Linked DNA regions of Mus musculus: all the other regions are linked to region 3. The links are chromatin loops, found by intact Hi-C in ENCODE. Cell type or tissue: left cerebral cortex. All regions are shown on one strand.

Region 1 (8,000 bases), 72 kb before region 3:
AGAGTCAGCGGCCTGTGCGTGGTCCCAGGCCTCTGGGTCTACAGGATACCAGCCCATTGCTGAGACATGCAGGGGCTTCTCAGGCCTGTGGTCAATGCCATGAGGAAAGAACAGAATCTCCACTTTTATCACTTCCCAGATGCAGAGGCAAAGGATCTATGGAAAGCTCTAGAAGAAAAGATGCCAGGTGGCTGGAAGACAGAAAACAAGACAATCAGAAACATTTGAGGGCAGGATGAGACAGCATACAGCTAATAGTAGTAAAATGTCTCTCCTCCTCCTCCTCCTCCTCCTCCTCCTCCTCCTCCTCCTCCTCCTCCTCCCCCTCTCCCTCCCCCTCCCCACCCTGTCCTCTGAGTCTCTTTCTGTCTCTCTCTGTCTGTCTCTGTCTGTCTGTCTGTCTCTGTCTCTCTCTCTCTCTCTCTGTCTCTGTCTCCTCTCATATGCTTTGGTTGAGATAAGCTTTACCCTGTAGCCCATGCTGGTCACCTACTTGAAATCCTCCTGCCTCAGCTTCTCTAGTGCTGGAGTTACCCTAATGATCTCCCTGACATTACGTACGTGATCCCTGATATTTATTACGGGAGTGATCTCTGACATTCTTTTTCCCCCTAGGAACACTTTATATCTGTCTAGCATGTGTGAGACAGCTTCACACCGGTGACAGGAAAATTTTTCTATTTTCTTTATTTTCTGAGGGATTTACAATGAGCCTGTCACATGGCTTCTTTCACACAGCTGAATGTGCCCTTAAGTTCATCATGTCTTAACAGTGGAGCACAGTTGCCCACAGTGTGGGGTCGCATTAACAGAGCAGTGTGTGTCAGACCCAGAAGCCAGAATCCCCTGTCTCACTGCTCTTGTGGGACTCGTCAATTTTCATTCTGTTTGTTTGTTTGTTTGTTTTGGGGGGTGTTTTGTTTTGTTTTGTTTTGTTTTTGAGACAGGGTTTTTCTGTGTAGCCCTGGCTTTCCTGGAACTCACTTTGTAGACCAGGCTGGCCTCAAACTCAGAAATCCGCCTACCTCTGCCTCCCACGTGCTGGGATTAAAGGCGTGCACCACCGCCGCTGCCACCACCACCCGGCTGTCAATTTTAATTCTTAAAACAACTCTGAGAGCAAGTGCTGCCCCTGCCTGGAGAGAGCCGGGCCCCTGCCTGGAGAGAGCCGAGCACAGCATATTTTGTAGCCCCAGGAAACCATTATCCTAGCTGTGCAGAATAACCACCCTGTGTGCCATTGTGTGGGGAGACCATCCAAGAGTGATGTGCTGGAGTGGGCACACATGCAGTAAGTATCCAGTGATGTGGGTGATCTCGCCTTCACATCTGTGTTGCTGAGCCGCAAAGGCTCCATACAGGTTTGGCTTTGTTTAAATCTCAAGTCCCTCCCTGCCCATTTGTCCAGCCATGGTAACATCACAGATAGTCATACTATTTACAGTTTGAGCTTTCCACTACTGACGCTGATTTTCTTCCTTGTCAATTTTCCTTGACTTGGGATCACCCGGGCTGGAGGTGGGGTTGTCTATGAGGTATTTCCAGAGAGGTTTAACTGTAGAGGGAAGATCTACTCTGAGTGTGAATGGTACCATCCCACGGGCTATGGTACTAGCCTGACTGTGGACCCTGTGAAACCAGCCGCCCCATGCTCCTGCTGCTGTTCTGACTCCCTCACAACGGTGTGTTGCTCCATTAGACTGGGGTCAAACCAAACCGGTCCTTCCTAAAGTCTCTTTTGTCAGGGGTTCTGCCACAGCAATGCACCGCCAAAGACATCGGCACAGGTTCTGAGGGAGCAGTGTTCCCTTCCCGCCTGCCTCTGCTCCTTCCATGCCCATACTTCTGTTAGAACTGGCCCACCATCTGACACCAGTCTGAGTCCAGCTCTCCTTGGCCTCCTGCAGTCTGGCTTTAAGTCTTCCAGTGGGAATGAGATAGAGGTATCCTGGTGACAGGTGTCAATCTTGCACCCCTACAACTCTGATGGCATGGAGCACCTCTGGGCAGCCCAGCTCTCAGTCCTCCCCTGCAGACTCCCTGCTCCTGGTCCTGTTCTGATTAAAGTCATTCTTCCACCAGACTCCCCGGGGCTTCTCCCTACTCTGACAATCTCAATCTCTTAGAAATCAAGAGAATTCCACGGTATTCTGAATTCCTCTGAATTCGTCTTGGGTAGCCACCGTCTAGGGTTTGGTCTTGACCCTGGGAGCCGATGACCCACAGGACTCTGGCAGTTCCCCCACACAGAGGGCAGCACAGCTCTACCCAGACGGGACATGCCAGAGTTCTTACCCCTCTCTTCTAGGCTGACCTCCTGTAGCTTTCCCCAGTCACAAAGCACATCCCCCCAAGGTTCCTCACCACCATCCCAACCAAGGCTCTGACCACTCCTCTCTCCCCCATATCCTCACAACAGAGGTTTCTTCTCTTCAGACAGCAGCAAGACATACTTCCCTCAAGGCAGCTCCCAGAATCCTCTCCTGCCATTCATTCCCATCATCACCTACCAGAGACTCCGCTCTGTCTGCTCACCTCCAAGGCTCTGTAAAGAACTCAATCCAGGTCCCTGCCAGACAAGTTGGTCTCTAGAATGCATAGTTGTGGGGTTAGAGAGATGCTGGCCCAGCAGTGAATAGCACTCGCTGCCCTTGCAGAAGACACAGATCCACTTCCCATTACCTACCTTACAACCATTGGTACCTTTAACTCCACGGGATCCAATGCCCTCCTGACCTCTGAGGCATAGGCATGCACATGGTGCATATACATACATGTGGACAAAACACATACATAAAATAAATAGAGAATGCCTGATCGTGTCCTCAGGATATTCTGCAGTATCCCTTCCTTCCTGCTCAGGTTTCCCAGAAGTCTACCTGGCACACCACAATGGCTGAGAGTATTAGCCCAACTAGACGAGCCAGCAGCCATCACACTCCAAAGACTAAAATTATTAGCAAGACAAAGCCCTGAAGGGCATGACGCTTCACAAGACAGGCTCACCATCGCCATCGTGTGGCCATATGAACTTCTGCAGCTTTGGGCCGGCTGTACTGTATTTAACCTGGGAACAGAAGTTTCTGATAAGCAGCCTCTCGATACTACTGCAACACACAAGATCCAGACTCTGGTTTTGTTGCCAGGCAGACTGAGATGTTTTGTAACTCCTTATCTCATGTGCACCTGCAGTATTTAAAGGAACTCCCAGGTGTCTCTGTGTTGTGGATGCCTGCTCAGTCCGCTGAGGTCTTAATTTTCTACGATGTCCATCTCGGAGCTGTAGGAACATTCTATTTCCCCACCTTCCTCCCCTAGCTGTCACTTAAGTTTACTCTCCCGACTGTCTCCCGGGCCTACCCGCTGAGTTCGTAACTTCGGTTCCACCCGTTTATATTCCAGATCTACATCTTCATTTTGGGACTAGCTGAAGCCTTGTGCACACAGCCTCAGCCTCCTGAATGCTGGGTTACAAATGTGTGCCACCACATCAGGTTTACACACAACTTTTTTTTTAATTGAGACTTATTTCCTGTACAGAAAATATGGGCTTCATGAGTCCATTCTATACCACATATCAGATGTAACAGTTTTCTGGTGGAGTATTTGGGGGGGGGGGAATGGAAGGTCCCCCCCTCCATTATAGAATCATATCACCAGCAACTAATGATACCTTATCTTTTCCTTTCCTGTTTGTATCTCTCATTTCTTTCTCTTGCCGCCCCCCCCCCCCGGACTTTATAAGAGATGCGTTCAGGTTTTCCCTATTTAGTACAATGGTCTCTGTGGGCTTGTCATGTAAATTCCCTTTATTACATTGAGGTGCGGCCTTTCCTTCTCCTAGTGGTCCAGGTGTTTTATTATGAGAGGATGTTGACCTTCGACCTGTCCTGTACCTACTGAGATTATTATTTGACTTTAACTCCTTCCTGTCCTCTTACGTTGATTGTCTTTGTCGGTCCATCTTTGCATCCCTGGGATGACACCAGCACAGCCATGGTGTGGGGATGCTGTGGGATGCTGTGGGATGCTGCTTTAATAATTGTTGTTCAATTCTGTTTGCAACTTTCAATTGTTCATTTCTGCATCCATCTCAGACGTGTGGTTCTTGAGATTTTGGAGTTTTGGTTTTGGTTTTTGGGTTTTTGGTTTGTTTGTTTGGGTTTTTGATTTGTTTGAGACAGGGTTTCTCTGTGTAGCCCTGGATGTCCTGGAACTCTCTCTCTCTGTAGACCAGGCTAGCCACAAACTCAGGGATCTGTCTACCTCTGCCTCCCAGGTACTGGGATTAAAGATGTGCACCACCACTGTCATCTTTGGGATTTAAAATTTTATTTTTAGTTATATATATGTGTGTGTGTGTGTGTGTGTGTGTGTGTGTGTGTGTTTGTGCACCCAGGGACAGATATCCATGGAGGCCAGAGTTGCAGGCAAGTCGGAAGCCACCCAGTGTGCATGCTGGGACTTGAACCTGAGTCCTCTGCACTTGTAACTGCTGGGCCATCTCTCCAGCACCTACGGTTTTCTGTTGTCTCCTTGGTTCGCTTTGGTGTCAGAGAAACACTGGCTCTGTAGAAGTACTTCCTGGCATTCTTTATCTTTCCTCACGTAGCAACCTGAGAAGCACCGTGTTACTCTTTAAGGGCTGACAAAATTGAGCAGCTATTCTCTGCAGGCTCGGGCTTTTTGCAGCTGGGAGACTACGCCTGTGTCCATCTCAGTGATCATTACCCATTTGTTTAAGTTGTTTATTGTATCTTTTGATTTTAACTTTGGTAGTTTATATATATTCAGACTTTATCTGGTTCTTATAAACAGTCTCAATTTATTGGAATTTAAGGGGGGTTTTGTGTTAAGATTTATTTTATGAGAGACTGCCACATGTGTGAAAGTATCTAGGGTGGCCAGCAGAGGGCGACAGATGCCCCGGAGCTGGAGTTACAGGCAGCCAAGGAAACTCTCCTTGACCAGGGTTGCTTTTTGAAGCTGGCTCTGTGTGTGTAGTAACAGCTGATGCATACCTTTCACCTGATGCTGTTCGTCCTCCCTGTCAGGTTGGAGTTCTCTGTAGACGTTGCCCTGAAATTATTCCATTCTGGCTGAGCATCCTCTAACAGCCCTCAGCTCTCAGGTGCTGGCCCCAGCTGCCCTGGGTCACAATGTCCACCATATCTCCTCATTGGCACCATGGTGAGTCTTTTTTTTTCTTCTCCTGCACGAGTATTTTGTCTGTGGATCTAAGCAACTTGTATTTATAACCACTGCTGGTTTTGACCGATGCTCTGGGGATCAGGATATTCCAGTGGACAATCTCTGAGGCAGATCAAATAAAAGGACCCTTGCAAATCAAGTATTATTCAAGGAAACTACCAAATATCCTCAAGCTACTTTCAAACTTCGGCAGTGATGTGTTCAAGTGTTTCGTGGGCTTTTTTAAAAAAGACTTTTGTGCATAACTTTCGGTGGGTTCCTGCTAACAGTGTGTGTTCTCCATTCCTCTATCCTCCTGCCAATGAAAGCCAGCTGTCCAGGTGAAATGCAAAAGGTGTACTGTGAAGTAAACACAAGCTACAAAATCATGAAGAAGAAAGCATTAGAGGAACTCCATGCAGCCATGCATCTGTGCGATCAAGCAATCAAATGACCTTCCTGGTTGTCTTTACCAAGGATTCCAAGCCGATAAAATGAAGAATGGTTATTTTCAGCAAATAGTGCTGGGACAGACAGATACCCATTGCTTACAGGATGTTCGGATCACTTCCACACACCACACAAAAATCAACTGAAACAGACACATCTACAGTCAAAATATAAAGGCTCCAATCTCCTATGGAAAACACTGAAGTAAATCCTCACGACTTGGGCAGTGGTGTCTTAGACACCAGAAGCACAAGAAACAAATGGGGAAAAAAAAATCTCAGAGTTATGAGATGGTTCAGGAATGAAGACGCTTGCCATACAAGTATGGCGCTCTGAGTTCCATCCCTGGAACCTACATGAATGTGAGAGGAGAAAACAAACTCCAAAAAGTTATCCTCTGACCTCCACACTCACACTGTGGCGCACGTGCACACACAATAATAGTTAATTGTATTTATTTTAAAGGGCTAGAGATGTGGCTCAGTGGTTAGGAGTACCTCTGCTCTTCTAGGGGACCTGGGAGTGATTCCCGGGACCCAAAGGCTGCTTCACAACCATCAGTAACTCCGGTCCCAGAGAATCTGGCACCTTCTTCTTGCCTCTACAAGCACCAGGTACCACATGTGGCACACTGACATACGTGTATATTCACAGACAAAATACTGAAGGGGAGAAAAATGCCCATATGTAGGGGGTTGGTCCAGTGCTGCTATGTATTCAAATACTAAATCCTGGCCCCCAAGATCTGACTGCCCCCATGAGGATATTCTCACATCCACCAGCTTTTGTTGTGTGAACCTTGATTCCCCCAAGTTAATTGGCTAATAAAAGACTAAAGCCTGCGATTGGGCTATAGATAGAAATGGGCAAGTTTTCAGTTACCTGGCTAGGGAGAAAGAAGAAAGGACATCAAAGGAGGAGGGGACCACCGTGAGAAGAGATGGACCATGAGCACGTGGCAGGAGAAACCACAAGTGACAAGGGACATATGGCTGGGAGGTAAGTTAGAATAGCTCCTACTCTGCCCAGTCTAGGCTTACAGCTTCTAAATAAAATACCTGGATTGTATGGGCTAGCTAGAACTTATATATGTTTTTCATACCCATACATAAAATTTTCTTTAAAAAAATAAGTTTTAAAGAAAATTAATAAATTAGACCTTGTTAGAATTTAAAACCTCGTACATCAAAAGAACCCTCAGGACCGGTGAGCTGGCTCAGACAGTAAAGGCAACCTGAGCTTAACCCGCCTTGAAGGAGAGAACCAACTTCAACAAGTTGCTCTCTACCTACACACACACACACGCACACACACACACACACACACACACACACGTTTTTCATTTTTTAAAATAGACCACCAAAAAAGAAAAATAATAAACTATAAAATCAGAGAAACATTTGCAAATCATATGCCCAGTGAGGTATTTTTACTCAGAGTATATAAAGAGTCCTGAGAACTCAACAATAAAACCAGGTTTTCAGGTCAGTAAAGGGTTTGAATGGGCAGCCATTCCTCCACAGGTAACGTAGACACAGCCACTAAGGGTCCAGAGAGACATCAGTCTCACTGGCCAATAGGGCCACACTATCAAAGCCAGGGTGATGTGAGACCCAGGTACACTGGCATCATCATTAGAGCGAAGGAGAAAGAATTCTGGGTGAGGATGTGTGTAAACCAGAACCTCCTGCGTTGGCAATGGGATGAAAAACAGAGCAGAGCTTAGAAAAAGCTCTCAGGAAATATTAAACAGTCACTGTTTGGCTCACGATCTCTACTCCTAGAAATAAACCCAAGAAAACGGAAGGTAAACATTCACACTCACGTAACAATCTATACAAATGTTCACAGATACAATGTTTGTGATGCCCCAAAGTAGAAATGGCTCAAATCTCCATCCAGGGGAGTTGGAGACAGACAAAATACAATGTATCCATGAAGTGAAATACTCAGTAGTAAGACTAGGTGGTATTCCATTACATACTACAATTTGAGCAAATTTTGGAAATGTCAAAAGAGAGAGGCCAGTGACAAGAGACTATATACTAGATGATTCTGTTGATGAGAAGTATCCACAATGGGTATTGTTTTAGTTTGGTCTCCTACTGCTGTGATAAATGTCATGACTAAAAGAAACCAGTGCTCATTTCAGCTTACAGTTGTAGTTTGCCCTGAAGCGAAGCAGGGTCAGGAACTTGAGGCCGGAATCTGGAGGCAGGAACTGAAGCAGAGACCATGGAGGAACATTGTTTAGTGACTTTACTCCCCATGGCTTGCTCAGCCTGCCTTATATACCCCAGTGCCCCCTGCCCATGAATAGCACCACCTGCAGTGGCTTGAGTCCTTCCTTAGCAATTGGC
Region 2 (8,000 bases), 210 kb before region 3:
AAGAAAAAGGAGAAGAAAAAGAAAAAGAAAAAGGAAAAGAGAGGCCCTGTTCCAGGACATGATCACAGGAGTTACAAGGCACTTAAGTGCTCACGGCACAGCCTCTAGTGCCATCAGACACCATGCAGGCGGGGACTTGATCTTTGACAAAAGATCTCTGGTTGCTGACTCAGGGACCTCAGCGGTGGTAGTGTAGCTCCCCAGGACCCCTTTGTTCCCAGAGTGCAGGACACAGCAGAGCACAGCATAGTGTTAGTGTAACATGAGCAACGGAATTAGAACCAGCCATTAATATCATCCTGCGTAGAAAACCAAGCTGAAGAAGAAGCTGCCAGATACATCTAATTTAATATTGAATTGTATCGGATGGGTATTTTACCTGAGTGTATGTCTGTGCACCTCTTACATGCCTAGTGCCTACACAGGCTAGAAAAAGACATCAGATCCCCTGGAACTGGACTTACAGACAGACAGTCGTTAGCCACCTTCTAGGTCTTCTACCAGAGCAGTCAGTGCTCCTAACCATCGAGCAATCTCCCCAGTTCCAAATAAATCTAAATTTAAACCCTAGTGCTGGCGTAGCTAAGACCGGGTGTTTCTACTTTCAGCTAAACAAGGACAAGCTCGTTGCCAGGCCTTCCCCTGCAACTTTATCCAGGCTCTGGACAGCCATAGTTGTAGTCCTACTGTGCTCAGACTGTCAGTAGTCTGGCAGCCTCTGGTTCTGCCTGTATAAATGCATGCAGGTGCTCTATGGTGAATAGCATAGCACATGGATCTTCCAAAGCAGCATTTGATTCTTAATAAGCATTTAAGAGGAGAACCACACACTCCCCACTCTGCACGTGGCTGCAACATCTCCCAGAGTGTATTCCCAGAGATCTAGGTGGCATCTTTCTGTACTGAACCCAAGGCCTCAAGGCCCCATCTCCCATTGCACTACCCTGGCCCCAGAGAAAGCTATGGGGCTTCGATTAGCTGCCTCTCTCTTCCCAACCGGAGAAGCTGAACCACAAGAGGAAGAGAGGCTCATGGATTAGTGCTGGACATTCAGAGAACGATCCACCCCAAGAGGACACTGGGGCTTTTGGTTTTCCAAGCTCTGTATGCACTAGGGTATCTCAGGGCAACTAAGAGTATGGCAGAGCCTGAGCTTGACTTGAAGGAAGGGCCTGCTGCTGACCCATGCTCCTCGCTGTGACCCCAAGAGATGATGGCGGGGACTGTGGCTTTGGTTTTGGGCCATCCGTGTTATCTGTGGCCTCGGGAACCTGCACAAATGGCTGGTGGTGCAGGATCCAGTATATGTGGAGACTGAATTCCCTCCCAGTGGCAGTGGCTTGGCACAGTAGGAGGTCATGCTGTGTGAGAGTCACAACCACAGTGACTAGGGGCAAAAGAAACTGCTGTCTCCTTCTGCCATGACCTGAGGTGTGGTGCCTTCTGGGAAATATTGCATAGCAGGCTAGGGTGAGAGGAGAGGGGCAGGGGGAAGAGGGGCAGGCATATAAAGTGGGTTCCTCTTCCCCAGAGCTCCCCATTGCCTGGTGGGATAAATATGTTGTTGATTTCTAGAAGCATTTTATTAGGGCATATTAACATAATGTGTAATATAATGATAGGCTCATATGCCACCTCCTTACAAGTATGCAAGGCCCTTCGGTCCTGTTCACCCTCACTCCCTACAGAGCCCTTTCTCTTCTCTTCTCAAATAGCCCCATTCTGCTTGTTTCTTCATTCCTTCTGCCTTAGTTAGGGTTTTACTGCTGTGGACAGACCCCATGACCAAGGCAACTCTTCTAAGGACAACATTTAATTGGGGCTGGCTTACAGGTTCAGAGGTTCAGTCCATTATCATTAAGGTGGGAACATGGCAGCTTCCAGGCAAGTGTGGTGCAGGAGGAGCTAAGAGTTCTACATCTTCATCTGAAGGCTGCTAGCAGAATACTGGCTTCCAGGCAGCTAGGGTTGGGGTCTTAAAGCCCACCCCCACAGTGACACACCTACTCCCAACAAGGTCATACCTTCTAATAGTGCCACTCCCTGAGTCCAGCATATACAAACCATCACACCTTCCTTCCTTCCTTCCTTCCTTCCTTTTAAAAAAAAAAGATTTATTTATTTTATGTATATGAGTACACTGTGGCTATCTTCAGACACACCAGAAGAGGGCATTGGATCCCATTACAGATGGTTATGAGCCACCAGGTAGTTGCTGGGAATTGAACTCAGGACCTCTGGAAGAGCAGCCAGTGCTCTTAATCACTGAGCCATCACTCCAGCCCTTCTTCCTTCCTTCCTTCCTTCCTTCGTTCCTCCCTTCCTTCCTTCCTTCTTCTCTTTCTTTCTCTCGTTCTTCTTCCTTTTTCAGTGTGGAGTCTGTAGGTGGAGAAGCATGTGATGTTTGTCTCTCTTGTGTTTCACTCCACTCTACTTATATCTATTTTTGAGGCTAATTGGTCTCCTATCTATCATTAATGAAGGACCCCAAGAGCATGAATGCCAGGGTGCCAGTGTCTACTCCATGAAAGGCTCTGACAGGGGCACAATAATGTGACCCTCCCATAGTCACAGAGCTGGGTGGCAGCAGGCTGGCGCTTCCTCTTCTGTTGGGTCAGCCCACTGAAACTTTCAACTGCAGCCCTGGATTTTAAACAACCTGCACACAACCCCTTTGGTCAACTTGAACCACCTGCATTTGTTCAAATCACACACAAAAACCTCAGGTGATATAAACTGTGTGCTCCTGATACTACTGGGAAGTTTAAGTGAAGTGTCCTTTGAAACCCTGAAGGAGGAGCCCAGACATGAGCCTGACTAACAGATCAGATTAACTGAAAACCATCCTGGTCTGTGCTCTGTTGAAGCAATTATTACACACATCCTAAACTGAGGGAGGTTGGGGGATAATTGGATACAACAGAGGAATAATTTAGGGGAAGGATACCAACACAGAGGGAGGGCAGACCCAGGCAGACCGGGCTTGTAATTACCCAGTTGTTATGTGTCCTCAGATTGGGAGCAATTACAGAATTCTACAGACTGTGTAATACGGCCTATGCAGCTGTGAACCACTAGGTGGCAGCAAACAGCAGATAAAGACGTCTGCCAGACACAGACTGACAGTCAGAGGTTATGCACATTCTTAAATGTCCGTCAACATTTCATCAAGTCCATTTGAGATGTCAGCAAGGACTAAACGGAGGATGTAGCAGAGAAAGTGTCACCTAGCCGGTAGGCAGCTGCGCTGTAAAGGTGAAGACAGACAGAAGGGTAGCCTCTTGGGAACCACCTGGCAGTGGTCTCAACCTGTAGGTTGTGACCCCTTTGGTGGCTGAAGGACCCTTTCACAGGGGTTGAATGTCAGATATCCTGCATATCAGATATTCATATTAGGATTCTTAACAGTAGCAAAAGTACTCTTATGAGGTAGCAATGAAACAATTCTAAGGTTGGGGTCACCACACTATGAGGAACTGTATCAAAGGGTCCCAGCATTAGGAAGGTTGGGAAAGACTGCTCTAGAGGGAAAATGAGAGCCACAAACTTCTCAAACACAAGCCAGTGCTGTGAATGACAAGCCTGCTTTCCAAAGTCCCTGTGTTATTTGGCTATACCCTCTCAAAACACCCCCACTTGAGAGTCAGTAGTCCACCAGACAGAAATGTAAATGGCCCACCATGCTTCTCTCACTTCCCTAAGATCTATACATGCATAGTCTATATAGATACACATGTGTCTCTGTGTGTAGATATATCATGTCTATGTAGATACATGCATATCTCTGTGTAGATACATCATGTCTGTGTGTAGATACATACATACATGTCTATCTGTGAGTGTAGATATATCATGTCTATGTGTGTATGTATCAATACATCATGTCTGTGTGTGTAAATATATCATGTCTGTACATGTAGAGCCATTATGTCTGTGTGTGTGTAGAAACATCATGTTTGCGTAGATACATCATGTCTGTGTAGATACATCATGTGTGTGTGTGTGTGTGTGTAGAAACATTGTGTGTGTATAGAGACATACATGTTGTATATGTAGATACTTCGTGTCTGTGTAGATACATGTATGTCTCTGTGTGTAGATATATCAAGTCTCTGTGTATAGCTATATCATGTCTCTGTGTGTAGATGCATACATGTCTGTGTGTATATATATCGTGTCTGTGTGTGTAGATACATCATGTCTGTGTGTAGAGATATCATGTCTGTATATAGATATATCATGTCTGTGTGTATGTAGATATATCATGTCTCTGTGTGTAGATATATCATGTCTGTATGTATAGACACATCATGTCTTTGTGTATAGATTCATACATGTCTGTGTGTGTAGATACATCATTTCTCTGTGTAGATACATCATATCTGTGATACGCCAGAAGATTTTTTGAGAAGTAAATGGAACATCCTGTTAGGCTCCATCAGGGTACGATACAAACTCCAGTTAAGTAGCATGTGTGCTTACTTATCCCCTCAATACATATTGAGGGGTCTATAATAAGCTTTAGCTATGCCAAGGCAACTGTAAGGACAAATGTTTTCTCTGGCAAAAATTATAGTGTAGAGGGTCTGAAAACTGCCACCAGGCAAACAGAAAGTGTTAGGTACACGTGCTTCCGAGTGCTTCCAAATGATTGCTAGAAGCAGGCTTGGGAGCTATGTGGTTGGACATGCTTGCTGTCCTGGGGGGACCGATGACCCCCAGGAGGTAAAGAGGAAGGAGTGTGTGGACAAAAATAGCATCTGGTCACTCCCTAGAAAATCTGTAGTTAAGGCTAGCCCTAAGATATAAACTAAACATGAAGGCTGAAAGTGTCCAATGCCAGCCCTCATGAATGCTTGAAAACCCAGAACAGAGAGCCTTTGTAGATAAATACATCCCCCATTCATGTCTCCTGGAGCCCACAGATAGACACCTCTGTCGGAGTGTCATGAGATGGCAGAGGTTCTGAACTACAGAGTCTCCATCACTCTGGTAATTCAGAAATGGACATACAAGGTACAGTATTCAGTGGAGTTTTAAATAAATAAACATGTGTTCATCATACTTGGAGACTAAGTAAAAACATGAAAACGTAAGCAAGGTACAGAAACTATCCCAGAATACCAGGGAAACTTAAAACTAAACCAAATCAATCTGTTAAATAATCAAGTAATAATCAATCCATAGGTCCCACAGTGGATTAGACGTAGCTAAAGAGAGAATTTGTAAATGGAAGACACACATGGAGTCATGGCGACTTGCATGTTTTTCTAGAAATGATCCCACCATCAGAGGATATAGAAGGAGTCCTACAAGCTGGTCAATTCCTCCTGACTCTCAAAGCCTCAGAAACACCATCTTCAGCACTTGTCAGGACACCCCACTGGCCACAACTGTGTGGACAACCTCGTCAGAAGAGCATACAGACTCCTAGGTCGCCTCTCATCTGCGGCTCTAGTCCCTTGAGCTCAGTCTACTTGTGTGGCATCTCTATTCCCAACTCTCCCAACTTCTTAAACAGTTTCATTCTGTGACATAGGATGCAGAGTTTGGCTATTTCCATCACCTACCTGTCTCTGTATTTTCCTTTCATTTTTGTCCCACAAGGAACAAAGCTCCTTATAGAGGAATGAGCTGCCCAACCCACTACCTAATCGGTGACTTCCCTCAGCTTTTTTCCCCTAGATCCCTGCTGTCTGTTAAGACCTGAGTGCTAGGCATCAATTGTGAAAGATTTTTCTCTCCCATTCATGTGTACAGGTAAACCTGCCTTCTCTATTTTAGGTGTGCGCTCATTAACCTCATTCTAGTTTCATTTGCAGTCACTGTGTTAAATATACAGACCCGTCATTGTGAGGAAGACAAGGCAGGACCTTCAGGCAGCTAGTCATATCATAGCCACTGATGAGTGGACTCAGAGAAAGCTTCTATGTTCCCAGGCTTGGCTCTTTGAAGAGAGAACATATGGTCTCTCCCTAGAAAATCTGTGGTTAAGGCTAGCCCTAAGATATAAACTAAACATGAAGGTTTAAAGTGTCAGATGCCAGCCCTCATGAATGCTTAGAAAACCATGTTTACTACCTTGTTTACCGTGTTCAGTTCAATTCCTCCACTCTTACACTACTTAGGAATCCCTGCCTAGGGAATGATGCCACCCACAATGGACTGAGTTTTTCCATATCAGTTACCTTAATTAAGACAACCCCACAGATATGCTCACAGACAAACCCAGTGCAGACAGTCCCTCAGAAACTTTCTTTCCTGCTGACTCTAGGTTATATCAAGTTGACTAAGCTAACCATCCCACTTTGCAACATTCTAAGTCATTTGTATATGCCTATTTTATTATTTTTCCACTTTCCTATCTCCACCTTCTGTGACATAATGTCCACGATGGCTAAAATCTTTGCTTTGTTTTCTGGACAGAGTGTGGCTCAGAGGAAACATCCCATAAACATGTAAGAATACACAGTTCATGTTCTAACAGCTGTTCAACCAGAGACCCTGAAGGAGAGGAGCTCAGACACAGACCAGCTAAGTCTTGAATATTTGGCCAGCATCACTCCTGAGACAGGAAATATAATTAACCACAGGCTGAAGAAGCAAGCAAGCAAAAGCCTGATATTTTCAAGCATGGCAGAGCTCAATCACTCAAAAACCCTCTAATGAGCTCTCAGCACCAGCAATACAACATCAAGCCAATCAACACTCCAGAATTGATGAGGGAGGGATTTATGCAAATTTAAGCCAATAAACACTCCAGCTTGGGTGAGGGCAGAACTTATGAGACCACTCATAATAGCTGAGGAGCTATTGGCAAGTGGTGGCTGCTGAGGGCAGGCTAAGCAGGTGCCATTTCTCTTCCAGGATGTGAACTATAGTCAATTGTCCATGTTCCTATGGATGATCCAACACCCATGGGCATGCAGGTAGAATAAATTGGATTATATTGTTTAAAAGAAAAGAACATGAAGGTGAGAATGATTGGAGGATCTGGGAGGAGTGGGGGGATTTGTGTCAGTTATAATCAAGATAAATTGTATACCTATATGATATGAAATTATCTGAGAACAAGTTAAAATATTCTAAAATGAAAGATCTTCCAGCACAGCCCTCTGTGTGCTTGCGCTCTGTGTTCTTTTTGGTCCTAGGTTCCACCATGTCTTCCAAGAATCCGCTGATAGACTGCCAACTACACATTCCTCAAACCTAACTAGCAAAGTAGATTTTGTGGGGATAGGGTTGACCTTTGGAGATCTCCATCAAGAACAGATGTCTAAAGGGCCTGGTGGCACATGCATGCCTCTCATCCCAGCACTCAGAAGTCAGAAACAGGAGGATTTGTGTTTGAGGCTAGCCTATGTTACATAGCCAGACTCTGCCCCCAAAGGCAAAAATAAATCAACAAACTAAGATGATTTGTACACAATTTTTCCAAATGCAGAATCCAGGGTATGAATTGCTATACTAAGAAACATAGGCTTCGGGCACCTGTCAAGAGAGAACGCTTTTGAGATGGCTGGGTGTGAGTTCACGCTGCTGTTACAACTAACAGCCAGCTACTTCCTGAGTTCACATGCAACAACGCGCCCCACGACATACATCCTCACAGCTTCCCAGTGAAAACATGCCAGTGTCAGAGAAACCAATGGTTCTGCCAAGCCCTGTAGCCTGGATACCCACAGCATATATTCATATAGACATCAGCACCAGGAGGGCCATATCCTTCCAATACACCTGCCATTATTCATATGATACTCCTGAGCAGGAAGTCCGTTCAAAACTTGCCCCTCCCCAGACCTCGTTTGCTCTTACTTCCACAGAAAGCGGTCTGAAAACTTTCCTCAGTTTGACCTGAGCAGCCTCCGCCCAGGGTTGAGCTGCTGCTGGACCTAGCTTCCCAGGAAGGTAGGCATCCCTGCATGTCTGTGATCACGTGCTTGTTGTGTATTTGCTCACTCCATCCTCCCAGTTCACCCGTCATTCATCTGCGCCGGTTC
Region 3 (8,000 bases):
AGTCGCTTCTGTTTTATAAGTTATTACACATCTTGAGTTAGCTGAAGCATTAAGTGACCCTTCCTGTCATAACAATATGCTCTGGGGGGGAAAGGGGAGTGTCAAAGCCAGCCTGGCCAATCACCCCCACCCTTCACCCCACCCCCTTTTTGAGACACAATCTCATTACATAGCCCTAGCTGTCCTGGAACTCACTCCACCTGCCTGCCTTCCGAGTGCTGGGATTAAAGGCGTGCACCAGTTGTTAATAAACAAAAGAGAACTCCACCCATATTGATCTGAAACTCCCTTACCTTCCTATGGGTCCTCTTTTCTAGTCTCTGAAGCTACCCTGGATAAAGAAAGAACCATGTAATGTATATATTGGACTACTGTCTTAGTTCCAGTGGATAACATAGCATATCACAGGCTGGATTATTTAAATGGCAGAAATCTGTTTTCTCATAGTTCAGAAGGTGGAAGTCAGAGATCATGGAGCCAAGAGAGTAGGTCTTAGGGATGGAGACAGCCACTTCCCCACTACGTGCTGGCATGTAGAGGATGGGGAGAGCAAGCCTAACCAAGACTCCCCTTATGAGGTCGTTCCTCATAACCTCACACCCTCACCTAAACCCAGTCACCCCCCACACACTGACCTCCAAACCACTTCTACAAAGATGATAAAGATGGTGATTGTCTTCAGCTGTTGCCCGTTTTTACCGCTCATTGAGAAAACCACCTTTCCTGAACTCTACGAGTTATTTTGTTTCAAAATTGCTAGACGCATCTGTGGTCTATAGTCAAGGGCCCGTCTGTCCTCTCCAGCAAATGCAGTTGGTAAGTAAATTAAACCTTCAGCCAAGTTCAGCCACCTGACAGACTGCCCCTCCTCAATATGGTCTGTGTAGCAAATTTAAAATGGGTGCTCCTTGCGCCTGAGTGTGAAACAGTCTTCCACCAGAGTGTGGCTCAGCTCTGCTCACAGACTGGGCAGGGTAGAATGTGTCTAAGTGTGCTGGCTGCCTCTTGGGCTGAAATAGCTTTCCAGTAGAGAAGTTCAAAACTCAACAGGTTAAGTTAATAAGATTATTTGAGCTGAGTATAGTGGCACCCATCTACAATCCTGGCATTTGGGACACTGAGACAGGAGGATTGCAATTTTGAGGTCCAACCTAGGGCTATGTAGCCCCTATCTCCAAAAGGAAAAAAAAATCAAAGTTCACACAACCATCTGTGGTTGAAAACAATATTCTCTGTAACAATTCAGTCTTCATGCTTATCCTCCAGAGCGCTTGATTCCAGGACCTTTGCATGTGGGCTCCTCCTACAAGGACCTTATTTATCTATTTATTTACTTATTTATTTGCTTGTTTTGTTTTGTTTTTTTGAGACAGAGTTTTGCTGTGCAGCCTTGGCTGTCCTGGAACTCACTTTGTAGAATAGGCTGGTTTCAAACTCATAGATCTGCCTGCCTCCCAAGTGCTGGGATTAAAGGCCACTCTGTGCTACCACCACTTGATTTTAAGAGGCCCTTTTAGGCAGACATTGTTTCTGTACCTCTAGGAAGACATGACTGGGGGGGGGGGTCACTATCCAAACCACCTGTTAGGGAGCAAGGTCAAAAGTCAAGTTCAGATTTCCTTCCCCAGGACGAGGCTTCTCCATCACCATGACAACATGAGCTCCATGCCCTCCCCCACCTCGGTGGACAGAGTCACAGTAAGTATGTATTCAGTTAAAAGTAACTCACACTTTTCTTGCTAACCTGTCCCCTTCCCTGAGTCATTTCAATTCCATGTTTTGTTTTGTTTTGCTTTGTTTTTCTCCCAAGATGCACCAGGAAGACAGGAATCAAGAGCGTCCTTGTTGTACATTCTTCAAATGAAATTAGGCAGGTGAGGTAAAAGTATCAAACTCCAAAAGTAGTAAGAATTTCAAAATGCAGGACACTCCAATTGCTTCCCTAAATGGTTCTTTTACTGCTAAACAAACAAACAGGACTGTAATGTAGTAGACATGAAACATTTTTTCCTTAGTAGAGAAAAAAATGCATTGAAAAAGTGCATTTTCATGCTGGGAGAAACTCTTACCTGTGTTCCCTGGCGTGCCCCACTGTCTTGATCACTGCTGACCAGCATCTCGGTCTCCCTTCTCCTGGAAGCAGCTGGTGGCCAGGGCCTGGGATTCATCACTGGGGAGAGAGACTAAAGGGTTATCAAGAGCCAAATGTGTACTGTATAAACGTCCATTATCCTATATGCAGGCACAATGTGAGCTTGTGTTGAGATGGGCTGCTTAAGGTTAAAATTCCAGCTCAGGGCTTGAGTAGACTGCTCCCTTAAATATAAAACTGGAAATTTACAAGCTTTTTATCTATGCAAGACTTACTTCTGAATTTCAGCCTTCATTTATCTAATTGGTATATCTATATGATATTGGATATTTTTACTTATGGAGCTAAGTGTGGCATCCTACAACTGAATCCCTGGTACCCAGGAGGCTTAGGAGGAACTGCCAACAGAAAGGGCAGGGGTTTGAGAGCGGCTTGCTGCATTACATATGGAGATCTTGTCTTTCAAAATGCTTGACGTCATAGCGCAGGGGCTGGTAGCAGACTGCAAGTTTGAGATCAGTTTGGGCAACCTAATAAGACTGCCTCAAAATGGTTATTGTTGCTTTTGTTTGGGTTTTGTTTCAAATAAAGAGCTGAGGATGTGTTAAAATACTTGTCCAACCTGCTTGTAGACCTGGGTTCAACTGAGAGCTCCTGGGTCCAATTAAGATGCAATAAAAAAGATGCCACTGCTGTGTGTGTGTGTGTGTGTGTGTGTGTGTGCACGCATGTGTGCATGTCTGCAGGTGTGCACATGTGGGGGTGTGCATGCATATGTGTGTGTGTTCAGGTGTGCATGCATGCTTGTGTGTTTGTGTGTATGTGTGTATATGTGTGTGTGTACAAGTAAAGATTTGTGTGAAGGCCAGAGATTGTTATCAGGTCTGTCACAATCACTCTCCACCTTAAAAAAAATAGAGTCTCTCACTGCCTGGGAGTTCACTAATTCAGCTAGCCTGGCTGTACAGCCAGCCTATGGATCCTTGCTCTCTGTCTCCTTGATGTGGGGATCACAAGCTCCACTCCGCACCTGGCTTTTACATGGATGCTAGAGATTGAACTGAGCACCTCACGCTTGCATAGCAAGCACCTCACACTTGCACAGCAAGCACCTCATTGGCTGAGCCGACCTCCCAGACCCACAGGGCTCTTTTTAAAATAGAGATAATGGCTAAGGGCCAAGAAGACAAACTGCATGCTCAAAGGGACAAAAACCCCCAAGGGATCGGGGAAGAAATATCCATACACTTAAGTTTTATCTTCTGGAGCTTTTCTTTAGTTCCCACTCCAAGAGCTTCCTCCTGAACCAGTTTCCAGAAATCCTCGTCGTCGCTCATGTTCTTCAAGATCCCACATTTGGTCAGCTCGTTTTGCAACCCTATAATCTTTTTTTTTCCAAAGAGAATGGGCATATAGATAAGTTCTTTTTTTGGCTTTGTTTTTGTTTTTAAAGCTAATTAGTAGCAGCCTGAAGTTAACTCTAGCAGATGCTTGGTTGGGAGGGGGGCTGGTCTGAAGGCAACCAGAAGAAGTGCGCTTCTAACATCATCTGTCCTCTGTGACACCACTCTCTATCCTAGTTGCGACACAGGCGCATGCTATTTGCTGTGCTTGCCAGTTCAGCAGAAAGGAGGCCTTGGGATGCTTCCCCATTCAAACATACTTCTGCTTCATAGGTGCTGGTGTCCATCTCCAGGACCACTCTTAAAGGAGTCTCAGACACATGGAGGAACAGCTACCGTTGACTATTCTGAATGGCTTTTATATGTGATTCTAGCATCAAGCAACCAAGCCCAAAGCTGCTTAATGGAAAGGCCATTCCAAAGTCACTTTCTGTGCAGAGATTAACCCCAGGACTTCTGGGACAGCATTGGGTAAGGGAATCTCTTTGAGAAGCTGGCAGACACAGAGCTTAGCTGGAGTTCATGACTATTATGAAATATAATGCAGAGAGGGAGGTACCTGGTGGGCCCATGCCAAGGTATGTCCCTGAGAAATTATACCAGGCTGTTAGAGCTGGTATAAAGGGGCCTTACTGGGAGAAGAGAGAGGAGTAACACCTGGGAAGGGTAGAGGCAGTAAGCGAGTCTGGAGGACACGCAGAGAGAGGCACAGAGAAGGTGAGAAAGGGGATTCCGAAGACAGAAGAAAGGGGGAGAGAGAACGCCTACAACAGAGAGAGCTGGGTAGTCTTTTCATACAGAGCCCGCACCTGCGCTCCTGGCATTAGACAGAGGATGGCGTAAGTCACTGCTAGGTCCCTGAGAGGAGCCTAGTGGAGTGGCCTATGAACTAACAATGCACCTGGCACAGAGACCATTAGGTTTGATCTGATCTGCGGTGGGCCTGAGATTTAACAAATCCAAGAGTGAAATAAAATCGGCCATGCACTGCCCTCTAGCTACAGGTTAGTGTTCATTCGTTTCGTTTTGGATGACCAAAACGCACCTTGCATTCCACAGACACCGCCCGACCCCCATCTAACTCCTGATGCAGAAATGGGAGGCAGGCTATGCTAATTTTTTTGTGGAGACTATGGACTACCTCAGATTCAGGCTGTGGCTTTCTAAAGAAAGAACTCTTACCCCCTCTACAGGAAGTGGTAAAAGGAACAGCGCTGGGGGTGGGGTGGGGGTGTTGCTTACTCGAGCTTTAGATCCTTAGAGAGGCTCACCGGTGTATAGAGCTTAGGTAGAGGTGTTGGGTCTCCCTCCCCTCTGCCTGTTGGGCAAGTGATTGGCGGTTGTCTCTGGTGGAGGGATTTGTGACAAATGCCCGCCTGGCACAGCAGGAAGCAGCGCCCCCTTTTCTGGGCCTTTGGGATGCTCAGCGTGTTCCTGCTCTCAGGAGTACACGTCTTACCGGGATTCTGTCTTACCAGGTAGGCGTTGGACCTGGAAGGGAACCTGGTTGAAGCCTTGGGCGGGGATGCTGACCAAGCTTCGGGCTGCGACTGCAAACAAGCAAAGAAAGGTGGTGGGCAAGGCGAGCGGTGGCCAGGAACAAAGCCTCAGGCAAGGAAGAAGTAAACAAGCAACCACAGGAAGCCATTAAGCAGAGTGGGCGCTAATGAGTGCGCGGCGGGGCCCTGCGCACCCGCCCCGCCAAAACCACCGGGGACTGCCTCGCCGGGCAATTTGGAGCCCTGAGCCCTGCTGGCAGGCTATAAACCTGTTTGTAGTCTCCATCGGTTCCCCCTTCAAGTTTGTGTCGTTAGGGGTGAGGAGGAAAGACCATCGGATGCTGTGATCTCTTCTCAGGACCTGCAGTTGCAGGGGGCAGATGGGCTTCCAACTCCAAGGTAAAGGACTGCCTTCCCCTTACCCCCCAACACACCCTTTGCTGGCCACCGTGGGAGACCGGAGGTGTTAGGTCCACCTTCCAGAGTCTTTTGAAAGGTTTCTCCTTTTAAAAGAAGTCATTTGACTTCCCGAACGTTCCTCAGTTTCTGCCAATTTGTAAACCATGCTTTCAGGTTGCTTAAAGGAGCTTGTCTAAGAGATTTCCAAATGCTTACCGCCGGGCTAGAATTCTTCCATGGCAGGCCCAGCCTCTTACAGACGCTGTAGGGGCACCCTACTTCTTGCGCACATTTCGAGCATCCTCAAGGATGCAGGTCCTCGCACCTTCTTGTCCTTACAGCAGCGACACCCAGCGGCTATTCTTCGCACCTGAAATTCCCAGGCCTGGGTACCCCGAACCTTAGCCTCACAGGTCCTTCTCAAGGACATTTTCCCCAGACCACACACAGAGAGAGATTTAGGAATTCCCAGCCTTTGAAGCCCTCGCATCTGAGATGGTTCAGGAAGTGTGTGGGAAAACCAGTTGATAAGTTTCAGGAGGGCTCTAGGTATGTCTTAGAATCGCTTAAAACTTATGATCGTTTATGGGAAGATGGGGGTGTGTCATATAAGAAGATCACTGTAAACACCTTATTCATATTTAAAGAGCCATAACAAATCACTTTAAACGACCCCAGTAGGAACTGTGGTAAAGAGTGGGTGTCTCCTAGGGTCCCTGAGTGAGCCTGTGCACACATACCTTGCTGGGTCCTTGAGTGTGTGCATATTTGCACACATGCCTTCGCTTACATTCCTGTCAATACATTTTGCTCAATGAAAATAAATTCAAATATATTTTCATTTGTACATTTCATGTGCCATGCACTGAACATTAGAACAGCATATTATCAGTTTGTAATGGAACTCCTGACATTAATTTTAAATGAACCTGCAAGAATTTAATACAGGACACACAAACACATACACACACACACACACACACACTTTTGAATCTACAACTTTTCGAATTCTTGGGTTCAGTGCCTTCTTCAGCCCCTAATTCAGCTAAGAGACATAGTTCCTATAATTTTACTTAAGATATCACAGTACAGGTGTGTGGTTTGTAATAACTCAAAGTGCTTAGAATTCTTAAAACATCAGATTCCCTACCTCACCCCCATGCAAACTTATAGGGACCATACTCTCCCGTGGTCCACTTTCATGTGACCAGGCAAGGAACAGAAGAATAACTACCATCCAAGAGAAGGGTGTGCCTCCCCACCTCCCCCTGCCCTCCTCTCCTTTGGTTGTATACTTTTGACAGGTTCCCTTCTCGTTTGTTGTGTAAATACAACTATACAGGCTGTGGGCTGTGGTCTTGTGGGATGATAACCTGTTTTACATTATTGGTAAGCATGATTCACCCTTTCTCTTATTGACCACAATGTAGTCTTCATATACCAACTCCTTTAAACTCCTTTTCTCATTTTGGTTAGTTCTTGCAGAGTCTTATACAATGCATTTGGGTCATATTTACCCCACCCCCTTTTCTACCCACTCAACCTTCTGTGTTTTTATTTTTTAGTTTTTGTATGTTTGTTTTAATTCGTCAAGTACACTTTATGCTGCCCATACACTCATAGAGCTATGGCATTCACTAGAAGCTGGCCTACTCTCCAGGGGCCGCACCCTTTGTCTTGGCACAGCAAGACAAAGACTTTACTGCTGTGAAGAGACACCATGACCAAGACAACTCTTTTTTTTTTTTCCATTTTTATTAGGTATTTAGCTCATTTACATTTCCAATGCTATACCAAAAGTCCCCCATACCCACCCACCCCCACTCCCCTACCCACCCACTCCCCCTTTTTGGCCCTGGCGTTCCCCTGTACTGGGGCATATAAAGTTTGCGTGTCCACCAAGACAACTCTTAAATGGACAACATTTAATTGGGGCTGGCTTACAGGTTGTGAGGTTCAGTCCATTATCATCAAGGTGGGAGCATAGCAGCATCCAGGCAGGCATGGTGCAGGAGGAGCTGAGAGTTCCACCTCTTATTTTGAAGGCGGCTAGGAGAAAACTGGCTTCTAGGCATCTAGGATCAGGGCCTTAAAGCCCACACCCACAGTGACACACCTACTCCAACAAGGCCACACCTCCAAATAGTGCCACTCCCTGGGTCAAGCGTGTTCACAGGAATCACACCCTTAAAACTGACTCTCTCTCCAGGCAAAGATCAGCGCCAGTAGCCTTTAGCTAGGGGCGGGAGGGACTACATGCCACCTCCTCTCCTCAATGCTGTAATTTTGTCTGAGCCCGAGTTTTGTGCACAGCCTCAACGGCTGTAGATTCTTATGTGCAGCTGCTCTGCTGTGTCCAGAATGCATTGTTTCTGTGTGGTCGTCCACCACCTATGGCTCCTGTAATCCTCCTGCCCCCTCTTCCTTGGGTGGAAGGGTTGTGATGAAGGCATCCCACCCAGGGTTAAGCCTTTCTGAATTTCTTATTCTCTGCACATTGGTCAGTAGTGGCTGGCTGTTAGTTGATTGCCATAAAAAGCTTCTCACATGATAGCTGACCAATCTACTAATCTGTGGGTGGCTTTCCAAAGGAAAGTCATCTGTAGG

Evidence for each region. A loop is a pair of places that touch in the nucleus more often than their neighbours do. Peaks named below come from ENCODE experiments on the same cell type or tissue, not always from the same donor. Only the 100,000 strongest peaks of a DNase experiment are listed, where the experiment ranks them.
Region 1: a loop joins it to region 3, with 9 times the contacts of the local background. A loop is called at or near these places in 14 of 42 quality-filtered maps.
Region 2: a loop joins it to region 3, with 2.7 times the contacts of the local background. A loop is called at or near these places in 8 of 42 quality-filtered maps.

What each region holds. Positions count from the first base shown.
Region 1 is chr17:8,458,684-8,466,683 of GRCm38, reverse strand. No RefSeq gene overlaps it. Among named protein-coding and RNA genes, the nearest start is that of T, 28 kb to the right of the region's middle. In left cerebral cortex, CTCF peaks have their summits at 3,009 (motif pointing left) and 4,894 (motif pointing right); DNase peaks (open chromatin) are centred at 3,010 and 4,924.
Region 2 is chr17:8,593,042-8,601,041 of GRCm38, reverse strand. It overlaps a transcript of Pde10a not described here. Among named protein-coding and RNA genes, the nearest start is that of Gm46585, 140 kb to the left of the region's middle. In left cerebral cortex, a CTCF peak has its summit at 3,075 (motif pointing right); a DNase peak (open chromatin) is centred at 3,078; H3K4me3 peaks cover 348 bases.
Region 3 is chr17:8,386,381-8,394,380 of GRCm38, reverse strand. T2 (brachyury 2) reads right to left here. Exons shown (of 11, transcript NM_001161832.1): 2 at 4,971-5,045; 3 at 3,339-3,477; 4 at 2,070-2,170. It overlaps Gm16702 (predicted gene, 16702), which reads left to right and starts at 4,913. Exons shown (of 3, transcript NR_045795.1): 1 at 4,913-5,393. In left cerebral cortex, CTCF peaks have their summits at 4,676 and 5,749; DNase peaks (open chromatin) are centred at 4,688, 4,889 and 5,730; H3K4me3 peaks cover 1,146 bases.